Linked DNA regions of Mus musculus: region 2 is linked to region 1. The links are chromatin loops, found by intact Hi-C in ENCODE. Cell type or tissue: left cerebral cortex. All regions are shown on one strand. Each heading gives the region's core, and the rest is flanking DNA. Links, peaks and the distances in the headings are about the cores only.

Region 1 (13,386 bases), core at 521-8,520:
GCCACAGATTCCTTAAGCATGGAGAAAGATCTAGAACAACACTGGGTTTTTTTTTTTTTGTTTGTTTCTGGATCTCAGCTTTTTCCCACAGTCGGTGACTTTGAACCTATGTGAAAATGCCAAAGCCATACAAAGAGGAGCATCATGTAAAACTTGCCCTCCTGGGAGTTTCCTATGTGTGTCTGCACCAACTCAATAATCCTCAAAGAACTTTCTATAGAAATATCCATGTGGCCTTACCTTGCTGAACCCATCCCTATAAAAAAAGAACACTTTATTACTAGTAATTGTATATTCTGCATTTATTTGAAAAAAGGGGGAGGAAGCATGACTCCAAAGACGTCACAATATGTAACACGTCTCAATATCATTCCCATCCCTGCACTACGTCAGAAGGAACTGAAGAACTAAAGGACTCTAAGAAAAGTCACTGGAAGAACATGTCAGCTGGGAAGCTGATGGCCCATAGCATAGAAGGCAGAGGCTGCCTCACTTACAATCGTTTAGTGAAGCATCATCTCCAGTGTACTGTTACAACACGTAGTGACTCCCGCCAGAGAAGATATAAACTAAATATAGTCAAAATAGTATTGCTGTAATAGTGATTTATCCTAAGAGAAAAGGAAACTCTGTTCTCGGTGACAACAGGGGTGAAATAAGTCAGGTACAGAAAGTAGTACCACTTGATCACATTTATATGTGAATTCCAAACGTGCTGAACACATAGAAGCAGATAATAGAATTTCGGTCACTGGGGGATGCGGGGATGGATGTTGGAGAGATGCTAATTAAGTGACTTAATGTGAGGAAGTTAGAGAGAGCCATTGTACAGCCCAGTGACTATACCAGTGTATCACATTCTGTTTTGTACCTAAGTATTTTGTAGCTTCAATTAATTGTATTAAAATGTACATTTAATATCATTAGTCCAAAATCTGAAGTGCAGAGGTTTCTTCAGTACTGACATAATTCCATAAGTAGATAATATGATGGTACAAAACCCTCATGCACTAAAGTTTTAAAAATATTGTGTAACATTGCCTTCAGGCTAAAAATACAAGTTGTATGTGAAATAAATGTGATGTTTAACTTGGGTTCTATATTAGTTCCTTCCTGATGCTGTATCAAAACACCAGGCAGCTTACAGAAGAGAAAGATTATTTGGCTCTGCAGTTTCAGAGGATAAGAGCCCATTATGGCAGGGAATTGTGGCAGCAGACAGAAGTCTTGGTGTCAGGAAAAGCCGAGAGGTCACACCTCAAGCTGCAGGTAGGGAAGCGTAGGGGGACCAGGGACAAAGCATCACTTGTATACCACAGCACCTCGCCCCAGTGACAAACATCCACCAGGAAGGCCACACCTAAACCTACCCAAACAGCACTACCATTTAGGACCAAGAATGTAAATGCTCAAGATTACAGATGATATTTCATTTAGAACACCACAAGTTTCACCCTGAAAATACCTCGTTGCATAGGTACCAATAGGCCTATTGAAAAGTTAAGACCCAGATCAGAGATTCTCCTGGTTCTAAGTATTTCTGAGAAAAGAGCCGCAGCCTGGTAATCATTTCTCCTCTTATGTCCTTCACTAAAGAAAAGCACATTGCTTACTTGATATTGTGATTCTAACATTTGGTGTATTTTTGGTTTGGTTTGGCTTGTTTTGTTTTTGTGATACTCACTTTTCTGTTATTTTCTCCTTTTTTTTTCTAAAGATACTTGGGAGCCCACAGCGTCTGTATGACTTGGCAGGACCAAGCTCTATTGAGTCTGAACCAAGGAAAAGATCTATTTCCAAAAGAAAGTCTCACTTGGATCTTCTCAAACTGTATGTTGCATTTTCCTTCTGGGTATGTGTTGGTAGTCCAACACTGCTTCTCTGAAGACTTTTCATCTTAACCCCAAATTCACAAACTATTGATGAATCTACATTTTAAAATGCGCATATTTAATTATTTACCCACAAGCCACATAAAACATATTAATTTATTCTACTTATAACTTGCCAGATTTCCATACTGGCTTAAAACTGAATCTACACACTGAAACATCTAAAAACTATTCACTGAATTATGAAAGAGAAGAGTCTTTTGATGTACAGTATGAGCTGTAGGATTCTATTGCAAGTAGCTCCCATAGGAAACTTAGTATGATTTGTACAAGTAGTGTTGGCATACATCTGGTAAGAACCTGTTTACACAGAAATGTCTTTATGACTCTTAGCCACAGCAACTGTTTCTATTTGAAGGTCTGAACATAATACAAAAATAAAATTCTCAGTGTCTGTTCTTGAATAGAACAACATATTTCCCTTCTGGAATATTTACCTGTTCCCAGAAAAACTTAGCCAACCAAGAGGGCATATGGTTTTAGGTGGAGAACTTTATCTGGAATTTTTCCCAGCCTGAACATGTTTGAGTCATTTATTGTCTTAATGTTATGCAAGTTATACAAATTAGACTATCTCTTTTGAATACTGTGCAGTTGGCCAAGCTAATAACTCTTGTATATTTGGGGGCATTTCTTGGTCTTTCACGCCTGGCTGCTATTTTCTGTCTTGAACACTGTTTAGCATCATGGACGGCATGACAGAAGCATGCATCAAAGGAGGCATTGAAGCCTGCTACGCTGCTGTGTCCTGTGTCTGCACCTTGCTTGGGGCTCTGGATGAACTCAGCCAAGGGAAAGGCTTGAATGACACTCAAGTGCAGCAGCTGCTTCTGCGCCTTGAAGAGCTGAGGGATGGGGCCGAGTCGAGCCGGGACTCCATGGAAATTAATGAGGCTGACTTCCGCTGGCAGCGGAGAGTGCTGTCTTCGGAGCACACTCCATGGGAGTCAGGCAATGAGAGGAGCCCTGACATCAGCATCAGTGTCACCACAGACACAGGCCAGACTACCTTGGAAGGAGAATTGGGTCAGACGACACCAGAGGACCACAAGAATGGGCTCAAGTCACCAGCCATTCAGGAAGGCAAGGGGACCATGGGCAAAGTGTCAGAACCTGAGGCTATAGACCAGCCAGATGTGGTTCAGAGAAGCCACACAGTCCCTTACCCCGATATCACCAACTTCCTGTCAGTGGACTGCAGGACAAGGTCCTACGGATCTAGGTATAGTGAGAGCAACTTCAGTGTAGATGACCAAGACCTGTCGAGGACTGAATTTGATTCCTGTGATCAGTATTCCATGGCGGCAGAAAAGGACTCAGGGAGGTCTGATGTGTCAGACATTGGGTCAGACAACTGTTCCCTGGCTGATGAAGAACAGACCCCTCGGGACTACATAGGCCATCGGTCCCTTCGAACCGCTGCTTTGTCTCTCAAACTGCTAAAGAACCAGGAGGCAGACCAGCACAGCGCCCGACTGTTTATACAGTCCCTTGAGGGCCTCCTACCCCGGCTGCTGGCCCTGTCCAGTGTGGAAGAGGTGGACTCCGCCCTTCAGAACTTTGCCTCTACTTTCTGCTCAGGTTTGTAAACTGTCTCTTGCCACAATAACATTGAGAGCTTTGTGCCTTCGTGTAACATCTTTCTGCCCGTGGTTTGAACTGCTTAAAGCAGTGGTTCACAGCCTTCCCAATGCTGTGACTCTTTAATACATTTGCTCATGTTCCTAATACAGTCCCTCCAACCATAAAATTATGTTCATTGCTACTTCATAACTATAATTTTGTTAGTGTTATGAATCATAATGTACATATCTGATATGTAGTGTGAGGGTCCAAAAATCTCAGAGGGAAGACTCCAGACTCAGTTTGCAAAAAAACAAAGAGTTTATTCGACAGAAACAACTGACATGTGGGGGTCAAGCATTTTTGAATGGCGACCCCAGACAAAGGTACACAGGTCTTCTTAGAGGGAACTAGGGGGACTCTCCAGAGAGATTAAGTAATCTAAAATTTCATTGGTGGGTACTAGGGTGTCACAGGTGGTCAGTGGTCTGCATTCCTAGGTCATCAGTGTTTTATCATAGGATGAGATAGGGCTGCCGAGGGCAGAGGGTCCATCCTGAGATAAGATATTTCCCCATTTTTGTGATCCCCAGGCTATTCTTTGGGAGGGGGTTTAATGATCTTATTCTAGATTTTATGGAGCTGATATTTTTTTTAAAGATTTATTTATTTATTATATGTAAGTACACTGTAGCTGTCTTCAGATACCCCAGAAGAGGGCATCAGAGCTCATTATGAATGGTTGTGAGCCACCATGTGGTTGCTGGGATTTGAACTCAGAACCTTCGGAAGAACAGTCAGTGCCCTTAACTGCTGAGCCATCTCTCCAGCCCCAGAGCTGGTATCTTCTGGCCTAGTTTCTGGGACTTGTGGTCTGTTCCTAGAGCTGGTGCCTTCTGGCCTTTTTTTGAAATCAGTCCTGGACCTTCAATGATGATAAATTGGCTACTTAAATATAGACGAATGGGGTTTATGTTGTCCTTTCAGCAGGCTATTTGATATGTAGCCCCTTTGAAAAGGTCATACAACCCCTAAGGGGGTGCAACCAAAGGTTGAGAACCACTGGCTTAAGGCATGTTAGTCAACCCTAGCTTTTCTTCTGTTGAAGAGAGTAAAGATCTAGAAGACTTACAGGTATAGGTTTATGATGCAGAGACAAGCTCCACAGCCTGAACTACTCTAACTAGCTGTCCTTGGTGCCAAGGAAGATAGTCCATCAGGTATCCGTGGTCCAGAACAGCTGCTTTTCAGAGCCCAACACCAATGGTTATGGTAATGATTCAGTCTCTGGAAAATGGTAATGTCATGAGTCACACAGTCTGATAGGTTATTTCTCTAATGGCAAGATGAGCCAATTCAAGCTAGATTAGATTATATATAGACAGCTTCATTGGGAAGCTGCTCTCAGTTGAGTTTACTGGCCCCAAGGACTGAGACCAGGGAAGTCACCATGGGAAGAGAGAAGCGGAGGGAGGGGGAAGAGAAAGAGAGAAAGAGTATATGTGCAGAGAAAGAAGGAGAGAGGGGAGAGAGAGGGAGAGATCAAAATGTCTGGATTATATAGGGAAGAGCCTCTGGGGGAAGGGCAGACCATCTCCTGGGCTGGAAAGGTCAGGGTTGGGGCAGGGTATGCCAGGTCAGGACTGAGGAATGCTGGAAGAACCTAGAGGCCAGGTCTGCTTTGATATGTAAAATATGCATCTCAGTCCCTTGTGTGTGTGTGGGGAGGGGGTGTCTAGAAACCAAACATAGTCTTCTTTTTTAAATTACAATTATGCAACTCATCAGGGAGATGTCTCAGACAGTGAAGACAACCTGAATCATGAGTCAGATATCTAACTTTGTGATGCTTTTATTATCATATGCTAATTGCAGCGTGTTCATACAAGTATCTAATGTATTTTTATTGTGTTCACCCCCTTTACCCTCTGTTTCCTTCCCTCTGATCTCCTTTACCCACGATCCTCTCCCACTTTCTTTTGTCCCTAATTGTAGAAGTGGGCCTAAGGGTGGGAGTGGGGGTGGGGAGGCTGGTGGGTGTGAGCCAGTGAATTTCCTTAGGATTGCATATGACAGAATGGGAGATGCTTTTGTTTATGGGATTATGGGCATTACCAGTAACTAGACCTCTGAAGAAGATGACTTTCTTCCCTGCCGCCAACCATATATAAATCCCCAGGGAGCAGTGAGAGCCTCCCTCTCCATGACAGAACTTTGCTGGGTTCAATCTTCTTCACATTTTGTATAGACAATCACCTCATCTGAGCTCAAGACTGCAATAAGCATGTTGTCTTGGGTTTTTATTGTTTTGATAATTGTGACAAAACCAACTTGTGGAGAGGTTTATTACACCTTATAGCTCACAGTCCTTCATGAAGGGAAGTCAGGGCAGGAGCCCGCAGCAGAAACTCTGGAAGAGAACTACTTGCCTGGCTTGCTCCCCATGGTTTTCCCAGCCTGCGTTCTTATGTAACCCAGGGCCATGTGCCAAGGAGTGGCACCACCCACAGTGGATGTGATTCCTACATTGATAATTGACCAAGGAAATGCTCTATAGACTTCCCTACAGACATCTGATGGAAGCATTTACTCAATTGAGATTACTCTTTCAAGTTAATTCTAGGTTTGTGTAAGGTTGACAAAACCCAGCTCGTACATGTGTCAAGCCAGAAAGTCAGAGTTTCACACCACCTTCCCTTCTTTTGTCTCCTATGTTCTTTCTCTCCCTTGTTCCCTGGTGTCCCCTGAGCCTTGGAGAGATTGGTATTGATTTTCTGCTTATAGCTGAGCATTCACCGTTCACTTATTGTCAGCAGCTAGGGGGTTTGCACTTACTGCTTGCCACTGTAAAATGAAGTTTCTCTAACCATAGCGGAGAGCAGTACTGTCCTGGCTAGTTTTACGTCAACTTAACACAAACTAGTGCAGAGCAGTGGTTCTCAACCTGTCGATCACTGCCCCTTTGGTATATTTGCAAGTTTAGCTACACCGCTTGGTTCCCGGCAGGTCAGACTCCCAGACCTCCCCAACCCCCACCCCCAACCCCAACCCCCACCCCGCATAGGAGCTCTTTGGATTCCTGAATGAAAGACACATACTCATTAGTTAATTTATGACATGCTGTGACTAGCTCAAAGGCTGAGCACTCCTAACCCTTCTCCTGTTAGCAAACACTCCCTCTGGTACTCCTGAGACTCCTGAACCTTCTCCTAATAGGGGAAGTGGCCAGTGGCCACCTACCGGAATTCTTACATGGCTGGTTGGCTTTCTCTCCTGCACTTTGGTGGCTGAATGACCCTTCACAGGGGTCACATATCAGATATCCCACATACCAAATATTTACATTACTATTCATAACAGTAGAAAATACAGTAGTGAAGTAGCAACAAAAAATAACTTTATGGCTGGTGGTCACCACATCATGAGGAAAGGGTTGAGAACCACCAAACTGGAGTAATCTGAGAAGAGGGAACCTCAATTGGGTGGGGGGAAAAAAAGCCTGTATAAAATCAGTCAGGAAGCAGGCAAGCCTGTAGGGCATTTTTAAAATTAGTGATGGTGCCAACCTGGTGGTCCTGGGTACTATAAGAAAGCAGATTGGGCAAGCTCTGAGAAGCAAACCAGTAAGTTGCATCCCTCCATGTCATCTGCAGCAGCTCCTGCTTCCAGGATATTGCCTGGTTTGAGTTTCTGCCTTGGCTTTCCTCAGTGGACTCAGGATATGAAATCCAAATATAGCCTTTCCTCCTGGGTTTGCGTTTGGTCATGGTGTTTCACAGCACTATTAGAAAAGTAATTAAGACAAGTGCTAATCTGTGGGCCCGGACACAGTTATGTAGAAGATAAACTGACGATGCATTTTTCCCATTTAGTGAAACAACCACGATAGCATTCCTTCTAGGGCCTTTGACTTCCTCAGCCACATATATTGGTTAGGTTAATAGTTTCAGACATTAACTCTCCCGATGGGATAGGCCTCAAATTCACTTAGGAAGCAGTTGGTTTCCATGGGATACTTGCCTCTATTGTGCTATCGGTACATCTTAACTCAGTCGGTCAGTAGTATGGCTTGCAGAGTCCACATCTAAGAATGATGGTAGTGTCAGTTCTCCCGAAGCATCCTGAATAGCACCACCTATGAAAGCTATTCACTACCATGGTGCTCCCCAGAGGGGAAGATGCGTCTAGCCAGGCTCCAGCTTGATTTTTCTGTGCCCTGAGACCAGTTTGTGTAGTGACTTCAGCAATAAGATCTTACCCTCTAGTTCTGAGGAGCAATTAACTCAATTAATACAATTGTTTGTATTGTTTGAGGATCTTTAAGACTTTTTGACTGATTATTCATAGCAAGACAGTCCACCCTCTGCGCTGGAATTTTCATTTAATAACCTATGGCTTCTGGGAGTTTCTTTTCCCACCACACAAAGGTACCTCTGTTCAAACATATGTTTGTTATTGATTTTAATTTTTAATTATCTTACCAAGTATCATATTTCCTCGTGGCTTTTTCATACATTGTTATTTTGAGCTGACATTTTTCTTCCAGATCTTTAATTATTTATTCATATATTAGAATGTTTAAACCTTCTTTCTCCCTTGCTCTGTCATCTGGCCTCTGCTGTCTTAATTGAATCAGTCACTTAACATTTCCTGCCTGGGGACTCCTATGACAAGACTGCTGGTTATGCCACTGGCATGAGCTTCTCTAGCTGAGTGAATAAATAGTCTTTTTGTTTTTCAAGCCAAATTGCTTATGGTGTTTTGTAAGGGAACTTGGAAGTACTCAAACAAATGGATTTTCTAAGACTGTGCTCGACCTGATCCATAACTGCTACCTAAGTACCTTTTTAATATTGCACAGAGCAAGGTGTCATCTGGGTTAAGTGGATCCTCAGGACCAAAAGCATCTCCATCCCTGCCCAGAAACTGGTAAGAGGTCACAGGCACCTATCTACTTGAGAATGGCTCTCCCATAGATGAGTGGTTTAGAGTAGGCTTGAGACTGAATGTAAAGCGGACTGCTGATGATAGGGTATTTATAATTTTATCAAATTTTATGAGATGAAGTAGTAAAATCTAAATCTCAGATGTTTAAAAAAAATGGCTGTTTCTTTAGGTTCTAACAGTTCTGTCTCTAGACTCCTAGCCCACCTAGCTAGCAAGACAATTAGTCTCTGCCTTCCTAATGGTCCCCATTGCAGGATCAAACCCAAAGTTGGAACTTATACAAGATCTGAAATGGAGGGACTCTGATGATTTCTAACTCCAGTGAGCCCTAGTGACCCAGTTCATTGGCTACCGGGGCGTTATAAATCTTGCTGTGTACTTTTGAGCTTGGAGTCAGAAGATTCTGGCACAGCTGGGACTCCCTGCGCACCTCCATCTGTGTTCTTTATAACGCCTCAGGTCTTTGCAGACACAGGAAGCCCTACACTGCAGCCCATACTAGCTAAGCACCTTCGTGTCTCTGCCTTGCTATCTCCTCTCACTGCCCCTCAGGGAGTGAGTCTTTGGAGGAGGTCATAGCCTTGCAAATCCAAAGCATGAAGACAAGGACACTTTTACTAGCTTCAGCAGCTAGCTATGGTTTCAGCAACCCCAAAAATGGCCATCTAAGTTTATCTCAATGTCTTTGTGGAACTCAAAGTAAAAAATTAGTTCTAAACTAAGTAATTATGTTTGTCCGTCTTAGTCTTTTAGGCTTGTGTGTTTGCAGGTATTATAAGACTCAATGATTACTGAAGGAGGATTCATTTTTGTCTCTCCTGTTAAGTCTGAGGTTGGCCATGCAGAGTTCCTCAGTGACCCAGGGCCTGGCACTCTCTGTTCTTCTCCTCTGCTCTGCTTCACAGTGACAACTAAGGTGGCCTCACTGTCCAAGCTGCATATACAGCCTTCATGTCCAACCAGGAAGAGAGACAGCAGAATAAGGTCACAAAGGTCCCTCCTTGGAGATCAATTTGGCTGCTTTAAAGGGTGTTCTATATGCTCCATGTCTAGATGACCCTAATGCTGAAGACACTATACACATGGGTCTCAGGACAAAATGTGCTCTGTCTTGATGAGTGGCCTCATACCCACACATAAAGTAGAGAGCAACAGAGGAACAGTGCCAACATTGAGTGTGCCCCCCCATGTGTGTACTCACCATGCACAACTATTTGCAAATATCTGTGCTGTGCGTATTTTTGTTTTAGGAATGTATTACACAAACACACATGGCAAACTGCTAAAGGACATCTCATCATGTAAGCTCTTTTACAACTGAAACAGCATACTTGGTTATCAGTTGAGTATCAATTATATGAATCGCAATGCAAGCATGCAGTGCTCAGTGCAGTCATTAAAAAGAAGAAGAGATGTCCAGAAATGTCACTGTGCGGTACAAAATATATGGTCCTGTCTTCTCAGCAACTAGCTTACCATGCACGTAGGAGAGAGTGTTGCTGGCAAGGGTGTCATTCAGGGTTAGAAGAACATTTATTGTTCTAGGTTTGTTGTGCTCTATAATGCAGTTAAATGTTTTATGTCAAGTATTTAATTTTGATTTTTTTAAGAGAAATGTCACATTATCTTAACATAGGAAAGACTTTTTAGAGTTCTTTTGTGATAATTTTGTATCCAGTCATTTAGACTTGTAACCAGTCTAACAGGTGATCCATCCTCTTGTTCCTGGAAATTAAAGAACATCTTTATTCAAGCTGGCAAGATGGACCATAGTTATCAGAGCCTGAAAAATATAAGCACTGTGGCTAGAATATGCAAACAGTCATAACTTCCCTTGGTTTATTGCTGCAAAATGGATAATATATCAACAAGGCCAGTCAGGAAAACATGCATAGAACCTACCATGGAGTGCTTATCAGAGAGATTGTGTGCAATAAAATCAGCTCACATTAGCAGCAAAGCATAGAGCACAAAGCCAGTTTCTATCTGTGTAACGTTAGGCAAATTCATCAATGTCTCAAGGAAATTCTCCTTGGTAAAAAAAAAAAAAAAAAAAAAAAAAAAAAAAAAAAAAAAAAAAAAAAGAAAGAAAAGAATCAAACAAAATAATGTATAGGAAGAAAATGGTTGTACATGATAGACAGTATTTTGTGAAGTACAGTGTGTGTTTATTGTTGTTGGTTTTGACTGATATCAGCAGAAAATATATCTGGTATATCAGGAAAATGGTTCCTTTATTATGTATACAGAATAGTTTTCATTTTGTCTTATACTCAAGTTTGTTGGTTATTTATTATTGTAAAAATTAACCTGCACATAGATAGCAGGGCACTGCTGGAAAACATTGTTAACAAATCCAACAAATTATTTCAGTCATAAGCAGACCTCCCAGCAGTGTCTTTGAGCTTTGTTGCACCTCTAGCAGTGGCATGACTTTCCATGCCAGCAGATCCAACCACGGCCTCTTTCCCTTTCAGCATCGAGTGTGTGTGTTTGTGTGCAACAGTAGTAATCAAACAGGGAGTTATTGAGGAGTTGGAGAGGACATGGCAGGAATAAAATAATAGGTCTTGTGTGCATGGTCACAAAGTGCTCTCAGTATGGTCTGGACGGGCTGCAGTGTTCTGACAGTGCTCTGCAACCAGGCTGTTCCTCACTGAGTGTGGCCTAAGGAGGATATACCTAGATGGCATTCATACTTACATAAGCTGGTGAACTCCAGTTCTTTCCAACCTCGAAAGCTTTTGGGTCCCTACCTTCTTACTAGCACATTAAACTTCGCAGTTAGGGATAAATGTTGCAGTTGCAGATCTGCATTTCCAGTTCTTATAAAAAATTTTTATATATCAGATGAGGGGCATCTCTGAGGAAGGAATTCTCTGAGACATGGTTTGAAGAATACGTGAGCCTATGCTATCTTCACACGTGATTTTAGGATAAACTAAACCTATGCTATCTTCACACGTGATTTTAGGATGAACTAAACCTATGCTATCTTCACACGTGATTTTAGGATGAACTGTTTCCCCCACATGCAGATCCCTAGTCTCCCAGTGTTTGCAGAAGCCGATGTGATTAACATTGTATAAGTTTCAGATGATGGGATGCCACCCAAGGGCTCTCTGAGAGCTCAGACGCAGCAAGAGCACTCCGGCAGACTGAACTGTGATTGGAGCATGCATGTTGTACTCCTGTGTGTGCTGGCTTTCTTGGCTAACCTGCGAACATCCAAAGGGCTATTCAAATGAAAATTCTACTCAGTATGAAGTATCATCTTATATAGTATTTTAGGGAGAAATACTTGAGAATAAGACAGTAACAATTATGGGGTTATTTTTTCCCTCATTAAAAAATGGCTTATTGCCACAAATTTATTTACCATAGTTTACTCTTCAACATGTACACTTGAAGTGTATATGGTCTGTGGATGTTCATATATATGTGGATGCATATATGTGTGTTTGTGTTCATGTATATGTATACAGATACCTGAGGCTGATATGGACTGTCTTTTTTTGATCACCCTATACCTTATATACTGAAGAGGGGCCTCTCACTGAACCCAGTGCTTGCTGGTTTGGCCAGCTTGCTCCAGAAATCCCTGTCTCTGCCTCTCTCATGCTGAGATGATTCATAGACTTTCATGTTCACCTGGCTTTTTAAGTGAGTTCTGGGACTCTGAGCTCTCATCCTCAAATTATTGCAGCAAGTTCTCTCCAGCCCTTACATGTTTTTTGATATATTATGTCATTATTTCTTTTAATTTTGCTAAGAATAAACATATACCACTAAAACTGATATTTTAATCATCTTCCATGTACAATTGAGCACAAATTATATTTATTGTATTGTGCAACCCTCAGGACCATTTCTAGAGCTCTGCCTCTAACTAGAAATGAGTTCTTCTCCAATTCCCAGTTAATATGCTACCTCTGTAAACTTATCCATCTAGGCAGTGCACATCAGCACATTCTACATATTTATCATTTTCATCTCACTTATTGTATGTAGCAGAATGTTCTCAAGGTTCGTCTGCGTTACAGTGCTGACTAATATGTCATTTTATGTGTCCCCCGCAGTTGATTACCCACTTGTTCCTTGCTAAACATGTGGTTGTTTTCACCTTTTGGCTACTGTGAATAATCCTGCAATTAGCACTGCTGGTCAAGCACATGTTCAAACCCTGCTCTCGGTTTTTAACAGCATATGCATTAGAATGCTAAGAGCAGACCATAAACAAATGTGCAGGTTGATAGAGTGACTGATGCCTGTAATCTCAGTGCCTGGGAGGCTGAAGCAGGAAGAATAAGGATGACATCATCTTGAGCAACATAATGGGGCCTGCCTCAAAAAGCCAAGAGGTAAAGGTGTTGCTTAGAAAGTAGAGCATCAACCTGGTGTGTGTGAAACCTGACTTCAATCCCTAGCACACACACACACACTTGCATGTCTGCACACATATGCATGCCTACACCTGTGGCATCAAAGCAATTAAGTACAGGGAGAGAACAGTTTGTGTAGCTTGGAAGGAAGCTATGGAATTGAAAGGGAAGGTCTCTGAGAAGCTGACTTGAGCATAACTCATCAGAGGTCTAGGAGACCAAGGCAGACATAGAAGTGGGAAGAAATAGCAAGCAACTTAAGAACAAGAGGTGAGAGGGGATGAGATTCAATGGTTTTATGTTGTTGTGGAAAGCATCTGGATAAATTTGACCCTTAAGAAGTTTATAGAGGGTTCAGAGGGCTTTACCCAAGTCACTGCTGCTAATTAACAGCTCGAGATCTAGTTGTAGAAAATCAACTCCAGGGCTGGCAAGATGGCTCAGTGGGTAAGAGCACTGAGTGCTCTTCGGAAGGTCCTGAGTTCAAATCCCAGCAACCACATAGTGACTCACAATCAGCCGTAATGACATCTGATGCCCTCTTCTGGTGCATCTGAAGACAGCTAGAGTGTACTTATTTATAATAATAAATAAATCTTTGG
Region 2 (16,487 bases), core at 3,504-11,503, 63 kb before region 1:
CTTTTACATGATGACCATTTATAGGGTGTGTTCATTGTGCTAGTTGTTATTACTCTAATATCTGCGTGTCATGGGACCTGCCCTGAGGTTACATGACAGTGACTCCATTCTTGCTTTCTTCTGATCCAACCAAATGTCCCCCCAAACCTTCCTTTTACATTCTCAATACCTGAGGCCTCAGAATTCCCTGCTCAGACTATGTATGCCTCTTCCAGAAATCACCTTTGAGTTTCTGATTTGTGTCTTTCAGAGGGCATGTAGTACGATAGGTGTTTGTGTTCCTGGGTGCAAGAGCTGTACATGAGCAGCTATTTGTGGCGTTTGAGTACTGAGGTGTTTGTATCTGTATCCATGAGACCTCATGAGGGACAGGGTAGATCAAATAGTGGAAAATTGAAAGGCTGAAGCAGAGGATGGAAGGAGTATTGTGAACATATATAAGGATGGCCTTGGGAAGTCAGTTAAGAATATGACTAGTAAGTACACTGTTTCACTGTTACAACACTTCTCTAGGCAAGTAATATTAGTAATATTAGTTATATTACCAAAGGCTAGCTTTGACACCACAGGTAAACTGAGGAAATCTGAGTGTGGAGTCAATGACTGGGGAACTGACTGGTACTAATAGCATATTCTAAGCAATTCCTCTCCTGGGCATATACCCAGAAGATGTTCCAACTGGTAATAAGGACACATGCTCCACTATGTTCATAGCAGCCTTATTAATAATAGCCAGAAGCTGGAAAGAACCCAGATGTCCCTCAACAGAGGAATGGATACAGAAAATGTAGTCTATTTACACAATGGAGTACTACTCAGCAATTAAAAACAATTAATTCATGAAATTCTTAGGCAAATGGATGCATCCGGAGGATGTCATGCTGAGTGAGGTAACCCAATCACAAAAGAACACATGTGATATGCACTCACTGATAAGTGGATATTAGCAAGTTTTTTCTATGCTTAGCTGATGATATTTTGTATATACCAAGAAACAGATCATCAGCTATCTTATGTCTTATTTTTGAAGTCTTTCTCAGCTAAACTGGCTAATCATCTATATTCCCTTTTCTTGTATTCACAGTAGCATTATTTATTTTCGTTCACACCTTTTCTTGGTGCACACTGAAACCTTTGCCACATCCCTAGATCACAAGATCCAGGAACTCAGACCCAACCTAGAATGAATGCTTTCTTTTATCATTTACTTGTTCCAAGCTTATTTTTCTCTTCCAAGTACAATTACATGCTTGAAAGGCATGAAAGGTCACTGTCTAACTTATTCAGCCCTCACTACAAGGGATGGGCCCCAGTTTATTCTTTTTTTTTTTTTCTCCTGGGAATCAAAAATTATTCTTTCATTTTTTCAAATTTTTATTAGATATTTTCTTCATTTACATTTCAAATGCTATCCCGAAAGTCCCCTATACCTTCCCCCCCACCCCCGCCCTGCTCCCCTACCCACCCACTCCTACTTCTTGGCCCTGTCGTTCCCCTGTACTGGGGCATATAAAGTTTGCAAGACCTCTCTTTCCACTGATGGCCGACTAGGCTATCTTCTGCTACATATGCAGCTAGAGACAGGAGCTCTGGGGGTACTGGTTAGTTCATATTGTTGTTCCACCTATAGGGTTGCAGACCCCTTCAGCTCCTTGAGTACTTTCTCTGGCTCCTCCACCGGGGGCCCTGTGTTCCATCCAATAGATGACTGTGAGCATCCACTTCTGTGTTTGCCAGGCACTGGCACAGCCTCACAAGAGACAGTTATATCAGGGTCCTTTCAGCAAAATCTTGCTAGCATATGCAATAGTATCTGTGTTTGGTGGCTGATTATGGGATGGATCCCCGGGTGAGGTAGTCTCTGGATGGTCCATCCTTTCGTCTTAGCTCCAAACTTTGTCTCTGTAACTCCTTCCATGGGTATTTCCCTATTCTAAGGAAGAATGAAGTATCCACACATTGGTCTTCCTTCTTCTTGATTTTATTGTGTTTTGCAAATTTTATCTTGGGTATTCTAAGTTTCTGGGCTAATGTCCACTTATCAGTGAGTGTATATCAAGTGACTTCTTTTGTGATTGGGTTACCTCACCCAGGATGATATCCTCTAGATACATCCATTTGCCCAAGAATTTTATAAATTCATTGTTTTTAATAGCTGAGTAGTACTCCATTGTGTAAATGTACCACATTTTCTGTATCCATTCCTCTGTTGAGGGACATCTGGGTTCTTTCCAGCTTCTGGCATTATAAGTAAGGCTGCTATGAACATAGTGGAGCATATATCTTTATTACCACTTGGAACTTCTTCTGGGTATATACCAGGAGAGGTATTGCTAGATCTTCCGGTAGAACTATGTCCAATTTTCTGAGGAACCACCAGACTGATTTCCAGAGTGATTGTACAAGCTTGCAATCCCACCAGCAATGAAGGAGTGTTCCTCCCTATTTTATTCTTAATTCTAACTTTATTATAACTTAAACCATCTCCTTTAACTTTTTATCAATTACCCTAACTTCCTAAAACTATTTAAATTAAATCAGGAGTTCTATCAAATAATTAATCCATCTAAACAATATTAATTTTTGGAAGTTCATCTTCGTATTGATCTACAGGAAAATTGCCCAGTCGAGAGGGTTGTCCCCCAAAAAGCTCACTTGCTCATTGCAGCTCCTCCTGCATGGTTTCTACCATTACATGATTTTATTTTGTGTATGCTGAGAGTTTGAATGGGTATGTATGTGTACTGGTGTGTGTGTGTGTGTGTGTGTGTGTGTGTGTGTGTGTGTGTGTATTAGAAACAAGAAGAGAGAAAAATGTGAAAGAGTGCCTATATGGAGGCCACAGGTCAACATGGTGATGTCTTCCTTGCTGACTCTCCATCTTCTTGTTTGAGAGCAGGAAGGTTGTCAGCCTGACTAGGCTAAGTGGCCAGTGATCGAGGGTCATCCTGTCTGTGCCTTCTTGTATCAAGCACTAGAGATGCAGATGTGTGCCACTGGACCCCACTTTTTCATGAATATTGGAGCCCTGAATCAGGCTCCTCAAGCTTGCACAGTGCTTTACTAACTCATCTTTCTCGCCCTTAATTACATATTTTAGAGGAAGAAAATAAGGACTTGGACAGATAAGAGCTTGAATGTGACCCTGACTGCTTTTATTCTTTCTGTGGCTGACCAAGGCTCATTTTGTCCCCTCCATTTAAAGGCCAAATAAATGTCACCACATCTGTAAAGATGCTTGCATTTTTTCCCCCAGGATCTATTCTAATTTAGTGACCATGTGTCTGCAGGAGTCTTTCACCTCCCTAGTCTAGGCGTTTTATGTTATATACCTAATATTCTATGTACTGCCTGGGTATATAATAGACTAAATCAGTGTTTATTAATGAAGTTGTCTCTGTTACTAAAAATCTTATTTCTTGTATATAGATTATAAGTTGTTTAGGAATATCAATTTTAATGCAATTATGATGATCTAGTAATAGACTGGTTTTCTGTGACACTTTGATATCAACTGGAACTAAAGTTTTAAGTGTTTACTGGTGTGTGTGTGTGTGTGTGTGTGTGTGTGTGTGTGTGTGTGTGTGTAAGTATTATATGTATGGGTATGCCAGATGATTGTATTATGTGTCCAAATCAATCACTTTTTTCTCCTTATCACTTGAGAGTGCAGCTCTCACTGAACCTGGAACACACCAATTGTCTAGACTGCCTGGCCAGCAAGCACACATCACTGTACCTGGCTTTCTACACGGATGGTGGGGATCTGGACTCAGTCAGGTGTTTTCACAACAAGTACCTTACCAACTGACCCATTTTCCCAGTCATCTGTCTCTGCCTCTCTTAAATAGAACTAGGGTGGAATCCAGTGTCTCGTATTTTGGGCAGGTGTCTAGCACTGAACTCCGTCCTTACCCTCAGGTCGCGTTGAGACAAAGTCTTTTCCCAAGTTGCCCAGGCTGATCTTGAACTCACTTTGTAGACCTGGCAGACCTTGAAATTGCACTCTGCCTGCCTCCACCTGCCCAGTAGCCAGTATTACAGGGCTGTACCACTGGGCAAACTTCCCGATCTGTTTTATAAACTTTCTTGGAGAGGCCTGGGGCATATTAAGCATGAGCACTACCAGCAAGTACTAGAAATTTCTACTTGACAGAAGTCTTGCTTCACATTCTGCTGTCAGCACAGTTACTTTGTATAAGTTCTGTTAATTGTGTATGTGTAATACTATGAGTTTTGACAGGCTAGTATGTCATTAATAGGGCCTAAAATCAGTGTTTCTCCAAGGTGAGTTGATTTGTTTTGTTCTGCTGTTGAGCAGAACAGGCCTGTCCTTGTTTACGTAGACCTCTCTGAAAGATTTATGCCATAGAGCTGCTGTTTTCAAAAGTAGCTGCACATTTAAACCACTTTATCAGCGTATAAACTGATGATAATGCTGATCATGTTCTCTTCTTGCCTAAGATTTGCTTATTGAGGCTAGAAGCCTTTCCTGCACGTTGCTTCGTGGCCGAGGGATGCTGAGCTCCTGCTGAAATTCTGGCAGAGCCCGGACTCTTTATTGCCAGCTGGAGTGTTACATCATGAAAAAAGCCATTAACTAACAAAACCCATGTGCCGCCATAAACTAGGGAGGGCAGAACAATTTCTGTAGGCATGTTTCATGCTGTTAGCATTTTCATGTGAAGCCTGCATGCTTGTGTGTAGGGAGATAGATTCTAGAAGGGAGCATGATTCCATTAAATACAGTTATTTTACATTAGAAATAGAACTAACAGTTGAATGTTGGGCTCACAAGCAATCCTAGTTTGAATCAAGAAGGCATTCGGGAAATATAAAATTCAGTAAGTCTTTGAAAAATGATAAGGAGATTTTGTTTTAAGAGGAGAGAGGGGAAATTGGTCCAAGGCTACAGCACAGCTTCTGATGGAGTCAGAAGACAGGAGAGATGAAGTGAGCACAGCAGCCAGGAGGACTTAGACTACAGCCATGCTAGGAATGGGTGTTGTGTTCAGGAGCCCAGGAAAAACCAAGAAAGAGAAGGTGGTAAGAGTGTTCGCAGTGCAGGAAAGGGCTAATGAATACCACTGCTCCCTATTCTAAAGCACTAAGCAGCCTTCCAGATCTATGAATTCTGCATCTCTGGATTCAGCCAAGCTAGGATTGAAAGTATGATTCTTTTTTTAATCGCAAGTGTGATGAAACCTGTACAGACATTTTTCTACTGCCATTATTCCCCAAACACGTTTTAGCCACCATTAACACGGTAGTTATAATGTATTAGATATTATAAATTATCTGTAGATGATTTAACTACACAGGTGGTATAGATAGGTCATATATAGAATGCCGTTTTATCTAAGAGATTTAAATGTCTTGGAACATTTCCCCATATTTTTCAAAAGATGACCATACTTAATTTCTGCAATCTTTAAAATGTAAAACGCAGGGTCATTGTGGCCCATGCCTGTCATCTCTACTATTGGGATCCTAAGATAGGAAATAAAATGTATAGTGTATATGTAATTTTGGAGAGTTCTCAATACCCCTTATTCCCAAATAATTGACACAGAGACCTTATATTTATTAATAATCTGAAAGCACTAAGCCGGGCAGGTTCTGAGCTATTCCAACCTGGCTTTGTTGGCCTGAACTACCTCCCAGACACTTGCCATCTGAGTCTTGCCCTGGCTCACTCTGATCCTGTGTTGGCTCCCTCAACACAACCTCATGGTGAATCCTCTTGGCCCTTCTCCTCTTCCTCTCCCGTGTGTGTGTGTGTGTGTGTGTGTGTGTGTGTGTGTGAGTGTGTGTGTCTGTGTGTGTGTGTGTCTGTGTGTGTGTCTGTGTGTGTGTCTGTGTCTGTGTGTGTGTGTGTCTGTGTGTGTGTGAGTGTGTGTGTGTGTCTGTGTGTGTGTCTGTGTGTGTGTGTGTCTGTGTGTGTGTGTCTGTGTCTGTGTGTGTGTCTCTGTGTGTGTCTGTGTGTGTCTGTGTGTCTGTGTGTGTGTCTGTGTCTGTGTGTGTGTGTGTGTCTGTGTCTGTGTGTGTGTGTCTGTGTCTGTGTGTGTGTCTGTGTGTGTGTAAGTGTGTGTGTGAGTGTGTGTGTGTCTGTGTGTATGTGTGTCTGTGTGTGTGTCTGTGTCTGTGTGTGTGTCTGTCTGTCTGCCTGTCTGTGTGTGTGTCTGTCTGTGTGTGTCTGTCTGTGTGTGTGTGTGTGTGTGTGTGTGTGTGTGTGTGTATAAGTCAGAGGAAAACTTGAAGAACTTGTTCTTTCCTTCTATCATGTGGGTTCTGGGGATCAAACAAGCAAGCCTGGTGGCAAGTGCCATTACCCGGAGAGCTATCAAGCTATCTGGCTTGTTCCTGGAACTTTCTTCATGAAGGATCTTTTACCTGCTTGCTCTGCTCTGGGTGAGCTATTTAATCTAGCACTCATTGAGATTGGCAGAAAAAAATAACAGCAACAACAAACAGAATCCTAAGCATGAAGGCTACAGATTGGCCCGGAGCAAGTCTTACCTCATTTCCAGTTGCAAATCTTCTTTCTTGATTCCTTCAGCATCAGCTGATAACAATATTTGTATTTGTTCATTAAGTTGTTGTGGGAGTCCTTAAGTGGCATACCAAGTTATTTAATGACCTGGCACATGAAATATTTTAGTAACTGTAGTAACCGACATCCCCCTTGTCTCAAATATCCTTTGATTGAAAGTGGCAAATGCCTGGCCCAAAGGGGGGAAAAAAAAACAAACTGTATATGGTCAGTCCTTGGGCTGTGTTCCAAGAGGTGAGATAGCCACTGGCTCTGGCCTTCTTGATGCATTTGCTTATTTATACAAGCACCCCTTAAATGGCCTTGTTAACACTTCTCAGCTATTTTATCTTCAGCAATGTTTGGAGGGTGTGCCCACTCTTATTTCTAAACAGGAACAACACCTACTCTCCTTTTGTTCTATGCTCAGTGCCAAATCAGAACCTAATGTTACACGAATGCTCAGCATTTGCCAAAAATGGATTGTGGAACAGTCCTTCTTAGAAATAATATAGACATCATGTCAGCTATTGCCCCCCAGATATAAAAATAGCTTCTCTATCTGATTATACAGAATTTATATCTTATTATAGAGATAGTAATATTGATGATGCTAGATTTCAAATGAAAATATCAAGCTGTAGTATATCATTAATTGTCTTCCAAAGTATTAAAAATTGACTCTCCCTTATCCATTATCTTCTTTACTCATGTATCATGCTTTTCAAATATTGAAAGACCAGAATTTTAGAATAGAAGAGACAAATCTATTGTTCTTTCATAACACTGTAGCAAAATATTGTTGTATTTATGTTGACTTCTATTTTGTTTAAAGATATTTTCAAAGTTCAACACAAATTGCGAAGGAAAAAAATCTAGCATTAAAAATTTTTCAGATGATTGACAAGCTTGCTTTACCATATGCCATGCTGTTTTGAGTGAGACTAGACCTTGAAAGCCTCATGTATTTTAATGCTTAGTACTGGTCGGTGGAACTGTTTGGGAAGGGGTTAAGAGGCGTGGCCTTGTTGGAGGGGGTGTATCACTGGGGACTGGGCTTTGAGGTTTCAAAAGCCCACAACATTCCCTGTCTGCTTTCTCTGCCTATAAACTGTCAACTGCTACTCAGGTGAGTGCCATGCCTGCCTGGTACTGTGCTCCTCACAATGCTGGTCAGGGAATCACGCTCTGAAACTATAAACCCCTCATAAACCTTAGTCAGAACAGCAGCCATATAGAACATGTAGAACATTTGTAAGTTCCAGAAAGAAATGGAAGAGAGTTCATTCTTCATACCCTGCATGTGCGTGTGTGTGGTGTGTGTGGTGTGTGTGTGTGTGTGTGCATGTGTGTGTGTGTGTGTGTGTGTGTGTGTGTGTGGTGTTTGTGTGTGTGTGTATGTGTGTGTATATGTGTGTGTGTGTGTGTGTGTGTGTGTGTGTAAGTAAGTTCTCTCATACCTTTTTGAACTGAACAAAGGAAAGAAATGTTATAGGGAACATTTTACAAGGAGCCAGGTCTGGTGACAACAGGAAACGTTCTCTTCCATGTATGAGAGAATCTGCTGTGGTTACTAAATAAGGTTTGATACAGAAAGTATTTATGAAAGGAAAAAGAAGAGAAACCATCTCAGTATGGAATGTGTATTGTCAGCCTGTACTTAGTAAGTTCTTCCTTAAACAGAAGCTCAATCTGTTTCCAGTGCTAGATACTCTTGGATATTTATACATATACATATATGGATTTTATAATAAAATTATAGATAATACAACCTTAAATGCTGAGGTAAAATATGAGAACAACTATGTTATTTAGGATTTCTGGGCTAGATTAAATCATCTGAAGTTGCGAGTATTCAACCTTTTCTGACTTAGGAGATGAGATAATTTCATATGCTCAACTTAGTAACTGCAATAGGCTTGCTAAATAATCTCGCAAGCCTGTGGAAGAAAATGGATTTCATGTTGATCCAAGCTATGTCCCTAAGGCCTAATAGCTTCTGACAGGTGAATCTAATCTTATATAAAGGAAAAGGATTGACACTGACAAAAAAACAGTTTCAATAAAATATAAATGCGGATAGAAATAAAATGGAAATGTTTTAACTGTACTCCAGAGAATGTAAGTTAAGGAGCCAATTTGGTTGCAGTTGGCTCTGTGGAACTGACTCGGGCAAAAGCTTCACCAGTGGCAATGCATCAGTGTTGGTGCAAACTGCTCAAAGCATCCACATTTATCAGCATGACGACAGCATCCCGCATCTCACAACAGGAGGCTGAAAAACCTAATTAGGCAAGATCATGGCTCCTGGGAATGGCGGTGGCTGGGTCTTAAACTCAGTAGGAACATCCAAGGAATGGTTTGTTTTTTGCTTATAGACAGCTTGTAACGTCTCAGAATGTGAACAAATTGTTTCACCAACTCGGAGATGAAGAGGCATGACCTTGGCTATGCCTCTCTCCATTTCCAGCATGGTGGCCATTTGCATTGTCTTTTGGGAATTTCAGACATGAGTATATTCTATTATGATGAAATCTACCCCAACTCCTTTTCCTTTTAATTCCTTCCCTATTCCCAGTTTTCTCTCCCAACCTCTCTGCTCTTACAGCCTTTCTACCTTTCATTCCTTGATGATCCCTGAGCCCCAGTTACAACCGAACACTCTGCAGTCTCTTGGTCGTTGTACATGGTGCAGTCAGGAGCCTTTGTATAATCACCATCTATTGAGAAAAGATGCTTCTCTGGTGAGGGCTGAGAGAGGCATGAGAACTTAGGTGGCAGTTTAATATTGTGTTTGCTTAGCTTAAGAAAAACAGGATGTTCTCTGCTGGGGCCATGGGTCCTTGGCCCAGTTGCCTTCATTTTTATTTTTCACAATGGAATTTCATCTTAGTTTGATTTTATTTTTGGTTTTTTTGTTTGTTTGTTTTCTTGATGTGACAGAATACTTTTGAGTGGCCATTTATTTTAAAAGATTTGTTTGGTTTTACGATTCTGGAAGTTCAGAATCATGGATCTGGCATCTTCTTGGCCTCTGGTGATAATGTTGCGCTACTTCCATCTTGGGAAAACAGGACAAGGACAAGCAAGTCATCTGCTTCCAAGAAGCAAATCTCCCCCCCAGGGTGCATCACAGGGTGCATCACAGGGTGCATCAGAGGGTGCATCACAGGGTGCATCACAGGGTGCATCACAGGGTGCATCACAGGGTGCATCACAGGGTGCATCACAGGGTGCATCACAGGGTGCATCACAGGGTGCATCACAGGGTGTACCCACAGGGTGCATCACAGGGTGCATCACAGGGTGCATCACAGGGTGCATCACAGGGTGCATCACAGGGTGCATCACAGGGTGTACCCACAGGGTATTCCACAGGCATCTCCTTTTATAAATTTTCCCAAACTAAAAATCCATTAAGAGAAACAAAATCCATGCATTCCCTTTTGTAAAGCCGTAGACAGATTTGGCCATTAGCACTCTGCCAGGCTCATGTAAAAATAAGCATCTTAGTCTTATTTGGTGGGGCGACTAAGTTATACACACCTCTGCTGACTACGCGCCCAAGAGAGCAAATCTTAGACCAGAGAGAGAGAGAGAGAGAGAGAGAGAGGGAGAGAGAGAGAGAGAGAGAGAGAGAGAGAGAATATTAGTCTCCTCAGAATGGCTCTGTCCCAGTGACTGACTACTTCCTACCCAGCCTCACCTGACAACATTGCTGCTCTGGGTACCAAACTCCAGCATGAGTTTTGGTGGCAACAAGCCATGTTCAAAGCATAGTACATCTGTACTTTCAATTTGTACAGTTTGAATTTGTGATCCAGAAAAATGTGAATTTTCATTTTGTATTAATTTTTATGTGTTGTAATCAAGGTAATTATGAAGTAGTATAGCACAGCATATTGTATATAAAGGCTACCGATTTCAGCAGGAGACATTGTAAGATCATATGGTGACTTAACATATGGCTCATATCAGAGTCCTAGCATTGTGGAGTATAAGCGTACAGTATAAATGTAAAGTGACCTGTTGATGCTCTCCACCCAGAGCATCCAAGAAGAATCACTTCAAACCTTTGAAAATATGTGGTCTCACCAGAACATCTTATTTCTTCTCATGTTAGCAGGTAATTATTAGCAAGTTGTCATTCTCTCCCATTCTTTTTAAATTTGCCTTTGTCCTCTGTTGCCTTCCAGCCTGATTAAACTGGTCTGTGATCTGTGACAGAGCAGTTAAGGAGACAGGGTCAGTCTCCTTGACACGACCAGACACCGTGTCAGAGGATAATGTCTTTGGTGTGATGATAGCATACTGCTAATTATCTTTCAAGGAATAATAGTATGTCAGGACATGAAACTGGAGCCTGCTGCCTTCAGCTAATTAGGCAAGGATGAATTTGTATGTGTCTGTGCATTAAAAGTAGCCAATAAATATAAATGAATGTTGGTTTTCCTATGCTTTTTTTTCCCCAGTGAGGCAGCATCTAGAAAGATCAAAAGATAATTTATCTATGTTCTGAAAGTTCACGGGGACTGAGTGTGTGCCATGTTGCATCTTCATTATAAATCTCATCCTTAGCCCCAATTCACAGGACTGTCATACACTCTCATTAAACTCACTTTAAAAGAAAGTGGGGGAGGGGAGTTAATGATACCATAGGGCAGGGGAGGAAATCAGATGTGCCCCCTGAGTTCTGTTGATTCCTGCGTGCATTCCATTCCAGCTGAAGAAGGATCTGAGACAGAGACTACTGAATAACTGTAGAATAAGAAGGCCTGGAGGGCCTTTGATGTAAGGACAATCGCCATACCCCTGAATCTGTGTCCAGCTATTGGTGTAGACTCTTGTCAGAGGCTATCTAGCAGAATCCTAAGCCCAGCCATGCTAGCGAAGCAGTCCTTGACTCGGCACAGACCCTGGGGTTTCTACTGTACTGGGCAAAGGGCTTCACTTTCAGTCCATCGACTCAGGATGCCTGTGGAACTGGAAGGAGAGCAGAGCCCATGCATCCCAAGAAGGAAAATAATACACTCCTTCTTCTTGTGGTTTGAATGAGATGACCCCCATATTCTCAGGTATTTGAATATTTGCTTCCCAGTCACTGGTGCTGCTCGTGGGACCTTAGTAGGTATGGCCTTGTTGGTGGGGGTGGGTCATTAAAGGTTGTTTTAAGGTCTAAAACTCTCCCGCCATCCCTAGGTCACTTGGCTTCTTGTTTGTGGTCCCTCAGATTTCAGATTTCAGCTTCCAGCTCTATTTGCCATGGCAACCCATAGCCATTGCCACTCCCCCAAGTGGTTGTGATGTACTCTTATTCCTATGGAACTTTTAGCCCCAAGTAAACCCTTCCTTCTATAAGTTGCCTTGGTCATGGTATTTTATCACAGCAATCAGGAAGTAACTAATACAGCTTGTCTGGAACAAAGTGTTTTGCCAGATTCACTTAGTTACTTGTTTATTTTTAAATAATGTGTATGTATATCTGTGGTGTGTTTATAATATGTGTGTTTACATACATGTAGGCACGTTTGTGTAGGCACTTGGGAGCAGATGTATATGGAGGCCCCAAGTTGATGTTGAGGGTCTTCTATAGTTGTTTTCCAATTTATTTCCTGAAGTAGGGTCTCTTGTTAATTCAGAGCTTGCCAAACTCCGTGTCCAAGTGAATTTTGACTGTCACCTGACACAGCCTGGATAGCCCTGAGAAGGGAGTCTCTATTTGCGAATGCTCAGATCAGATTGACCTTACACATGTCTTGGGGATTATCTTGTTAATTTATATAGGAGGCCCATCTTAAAGATTTTATTGCTGTGATAAAATGCTAAGAACATAAGCAACTTGGAGAGGAAAGGGCTTATTTCACTTACACGCCCATATCACAATCCATCATTAAAAGAAGTCAGCTATGAGCTCAAAGCAGGAACTGATACCGAGGCCATGGAGGGATGCTGCTTACTTGGTTTCTCCTCATGGCTTACTCAGCTGGCTTTCTTATAGTTCCAAGGACACCATCCCAGAGGTAACACGTCCCATAGTGAGCTGGGTCCACATCACTCAAGAAAATGCACCACAGGTATTAGGGTTAGGGTTAAGGTTAGGGTTAGGGTGAGGGTTAAGGTTAGGGTAAAATCAGCCAGTACAAGGCCTTAGCACACTGTGAGTAGTATCATGCCCTGGGTCAGAAGTTCTAGGGCATTCAAAACAAGTTGGCTAAGGGGCTGGAGAGATGGCTGGGAGTTTAAGAGCATTTGATGCTCTTGTAGAGGACCTAGGAGTCCATTCCCAGCACCTACATCAGGCAACTCATAACTCAAGTGTTATGAGATACAACACCCTCTTTCGGCCTCTGCAAACATCTGCACACATATGGTACAAAAACATACACTCAGGCACACACTTATACACACATAAAAATCAACCTTTGGAGGGAAGCAGAAGAGTGGAAAGCACATAAACACTAGTTTCCCCCATGGTTTCTGCATCAAATTTTTGCTTGAACTCCTGCCTGGATTTACTATCATCTGTGCGCTGAGATAAACCTTGTCTCCCCTCAAGCGCTTCCAGTTAGAGTGCTTTGCCACAGAAGTAGAGTGAACGTAGAACCTTGCTTACTTTAGCTAGTCAGTTTTTCCTTGGATCTTCTGTCTCTGTATTCTAAGTGCATCATGGGTGGCTGCCATAACAGCCCAGCTTTTATGTGGTCTCTGAACTCTGGCTTCATGCTTGTGCGGCAAATGCATTCTCCACTCAGCCATGTATCTGTCTCCTCAGCCCCTAAGCAATGTTTTGAATTGGCCTGTTTTTATTGTGCATGGTGCTAGATTTCACAAGGACATTTTATTTGTGTTTAATGTACTTTGAACATACAATTCCCCTTTTGTCCTGGATCTTTTCGTATCCATGACCTAAAAAAGGTCAAGAAACAGCTGTTATAGGTTTGCTCCACACTTCTAATATAAAAGGCTGTTAGGAAGAATTTGTTTTAGGATGTCAGATTTAGATTTGAATTATCTCCAATACACATGAATTGAGTGGACTTGGGCAGGCTGCAAGACTTCCCAGAACCTAAGCTTTCTCTAATGTGACCTGAGGATAGACAGGCTTATTTTAAAGTTGTAGTTATAAATAAAACTAAATATGGAACCAATCCACAGTAAGAACAATTCTCTTCTTCTAGTTCATTCTGAATATAAATTAACAAAGGCACCTGCTTTGTCCTGTACTTTGTCAGCTTGTGCCCAAATCTGTATATGGTGCCTGGCACATTATAGGCACCAAATGTTAGTTCAATGGGTAGACAGGATAGCTTGGTTTAGTGCCCAGTTACATCTTTGCCTACAGTGATATTTCTCCAAAGCACTTATATTCTAATAGAGATTTTGGCCCTGTCTTTGGTTTTGTTAATACTCTTCTAAGGCAAATTAGCTCTATGTCCTGTGAAAATCCCTTGGAAACATGAGAAGGCTAAATCTGCTTAGCCTGTGTTCCCAGGCATAATTTGTGTCAGGGCTTGGCAGAGCAGTATGTTGGTCAGGTCTGGCCCCTTAGCTGGCTTTGTAAATACAGGTTTATTGGAACATGGCCATACTTATTGATTTACTTATTGTCTATGATTGCTTTTATATCTAGCAGAGCTGAGTAATTCTAGTGGAGACTATGTGAAATGCATAGCTCATATTAACCTGTCTGTATATTGAAAAATTCTGCTAGTCTCTGCTCTATGGTCCATGCACACCTCACTTCAACTCTATAGGACTGGTTTTTATTCTATTTTATTTTAGACAGTCTCACTTACTACAAAATTTGACCTGGCCTGGTATTCGCCATGTAGACCAGGTTGACCTCAAGCTTGTGACAATATTCTTGCCTCGGCCTCTTAAGTTCTGGGATTACAAGTATAAACCATTGTTCCCATCGTGTCTGAATGATTCTATAGCCCCAGCCCTTCACAGTAACTGATACCTTTCAAGCCAACACAAACTTACTTGAAACAATCTCACGCTACCAGGCCTGCCTTCATCACAGCGTGAAGAACAAACTAGGAAAGGGCTTCAGGGTCATGATACAGCCTGACATTCCTGGAACTTGACAGCAACCTAGTTCAAATTAGTCATAGGGTAGAGAAAGGATTGTCAGGGCTACTTATGTAGATAGAGGGGTGGTAGTGATTTTTCAATTGTGTATAAAGAGTATTGCTTCCCAAGGGATATTTACAAAGGGATGCCTACTATTGCTGGATTTGGCATTCATGCTTACCTTGATCTATAATATGCAATGCATGTACAATATCAGCCTGCAACTACCTCACAGATTTCTCCTGTTCCAGGCTATTCGGCTGCGAGGGGTGTGGATTTACTGGGTGACTTCTTGGTACGGTACCTCGCTGTCAGATCTGACTCCAGATTGGAGATGAAGGTTCTTTCATAGTGTCTTCACCCTGCTGGAGATTGTTCGATTGTTTCAGGGCAAAATCCAGGGTTGCTTCTGCTGCTCCTCCATCAGCCTCTGACTCTGATCCCTCCCTCTGTTTCACTCTTCTCATTGCTTCTCCAAGCTTATGAACTGAGTGTAATGAAACAAAAGAAGCTTTTGCTTCTTTTGGAAGCCTCACCTCTCCCTCTGTAGTCGCAACAGTGCCTTTGCCTTGTCACTGAGAAGGACAGACAATACTAATAATAACAAAGTTACAGTCACCCATCTGGAAGTACCTTATTTGGGCAATTCCTCTATCTGCCAAAGGATGTGCCTACTGTAAATCGGCAGCACTGTTCATTGATCATCATGTAAAAATGGCCATTGGGTCATTGGGTTGGCAAGGAGAGAGGGGAAAAGGATTAGGCACCGGGTGTTCTTCCTGCTGGCCTGTTGTCAGCTGCCTTCACAGCTGCAATCAGGCAGGTGTCCAAAACTCTCAGTCAGTGGGGAGTTGGTGGATGATTGCACAGGAAGACTGCAGAGCTGTGGGGTAGACTGGAAGGAATCAAGGCTATAGGCAAATTTCCATTTCTTTGTATTCTGTAGCAGTGACCCTTATTCCTCCACAAATGTAACTCTAACCTAACCCTGTGACACACTCTCTTCTAGCTTCTGCTGAAAATGCAGATTGTTTTTAAGCTATAGGCAATCTAAGTAGTGCTCCATCTTTCATGTGTATTTGTGTCTTTCCTTGACCAAAGCTGTTGATGTGTAGTTTTATTTCTGCCATGAGAATATGTATTTTCTGGACTTGATAGAGACTAAAGACTGTTATGAGCGACTTTTAAATTCTTTGAGTTGGGGAGAAACTGGCAAATTAAGAGAATTTTAACTTATATGGATAAATAATGTAAGTCATGATGCAGTGACTTCCTAGGTAGGAAAACGGTTTGGAGTAGGTCATGTATGTAAAGCTGCTCCCTAGAGAGGCTCATGCTTGGTGTATGAGCAATGCATTAATCTGGGGAAGGGGAAAGTGTGTTTATAGACCTCTCTATATGCCACTGAGCATACTATAGATGAAGTAATTGTATCTGTTCTTCCTACAGCCACATTAAGAGGGCAAGCTCCAGATATATTGTCATTTCTGCACAATTTTGTTGATCTTTAAGCCATGTGTAATTTCATGATGGGTTCTAGTTTTTTGTGTGATGGTAGTGGGTGTTGGCATGGTGGTGGTGGGTTTGGGGTGGTGGTGATGGGGCTTGGGGCTGGGGGGTTTGGGCGGTGGTTATGCATAAAGTTTACAGTGCATGACTGCCGGGTTTGCTCAGCTCACATGTTATACTTGTTTCTGTGTCTGCCAGGGAGAAATGCTTGCTGCCTCTCCAGTTGGCTTTGGAATCAAAAAATGTGAAGCTGGCCCAACATGCTTTGGCAGGAATGCAGGTATGACTTTGACTGGATGCAGTCATGTGGTAGAAGTTGACAGACCACTTTGGCATTGAAAGAGCAAGTCATTACCATGTAATTGCCTTC

Evidence for each region. A loop is a pair of places that touch in the nucleus more often than their neighbours do. Peaks named below come from ENCODE experiments on the same cell type or tissue, not always from the same donor. Only the 100,000 strongest peaks of a DNase experiment are listed, where the experiment ranks them.
Region 2: it touches region 1 in a loop (2.0-fold over the local background); 2 of 42 quality-filtered maps call a loop at or near these places.

Annotation. Positions count from the first base shown.
Region 1 is chr10:18,636,248-18,649,633 of GRCm38, reverse strand. It overlaps Arfgef3 (ARFGEF family member 3), which reads left to right. Exons shown (of 34, transcript NM_001033258.4): 11 at 1,718-1,830; 12 at 2,575-3,473. Among named protein-coding and RNA genes, the nearest start is that of Hebp2, 97 kb to the right of the region's middle. In left cerebral cortex, for the core only: no CTCF peak of the experiment used is centred there; DNase peaks (open chromatin) are centred at 2,353, 2,774, 5,194 and 5,939; H3K27ac peaks cover 2,964 bases.
Region 2 is chr10:18,699,239-18,715,725 of GRCm38, reverse strand. Arfgef3 (ARFGEF family member 3) reads left to right here. Exons shown (of 34, transcript NM_001033258.4): 3 at 16,316-16,397. Among named protein-coding and RNA genes, the nearest start is that of Gm32926, 36 kb to the left of the region's middle. In left cerebral cortex, for the core only: no CTCF peak of the experiment used is centred there; DNase peaks (open chromatin) are centred at 4,578, 4,928 and 6,917; H3K27ac peaks cover 2,676 bases.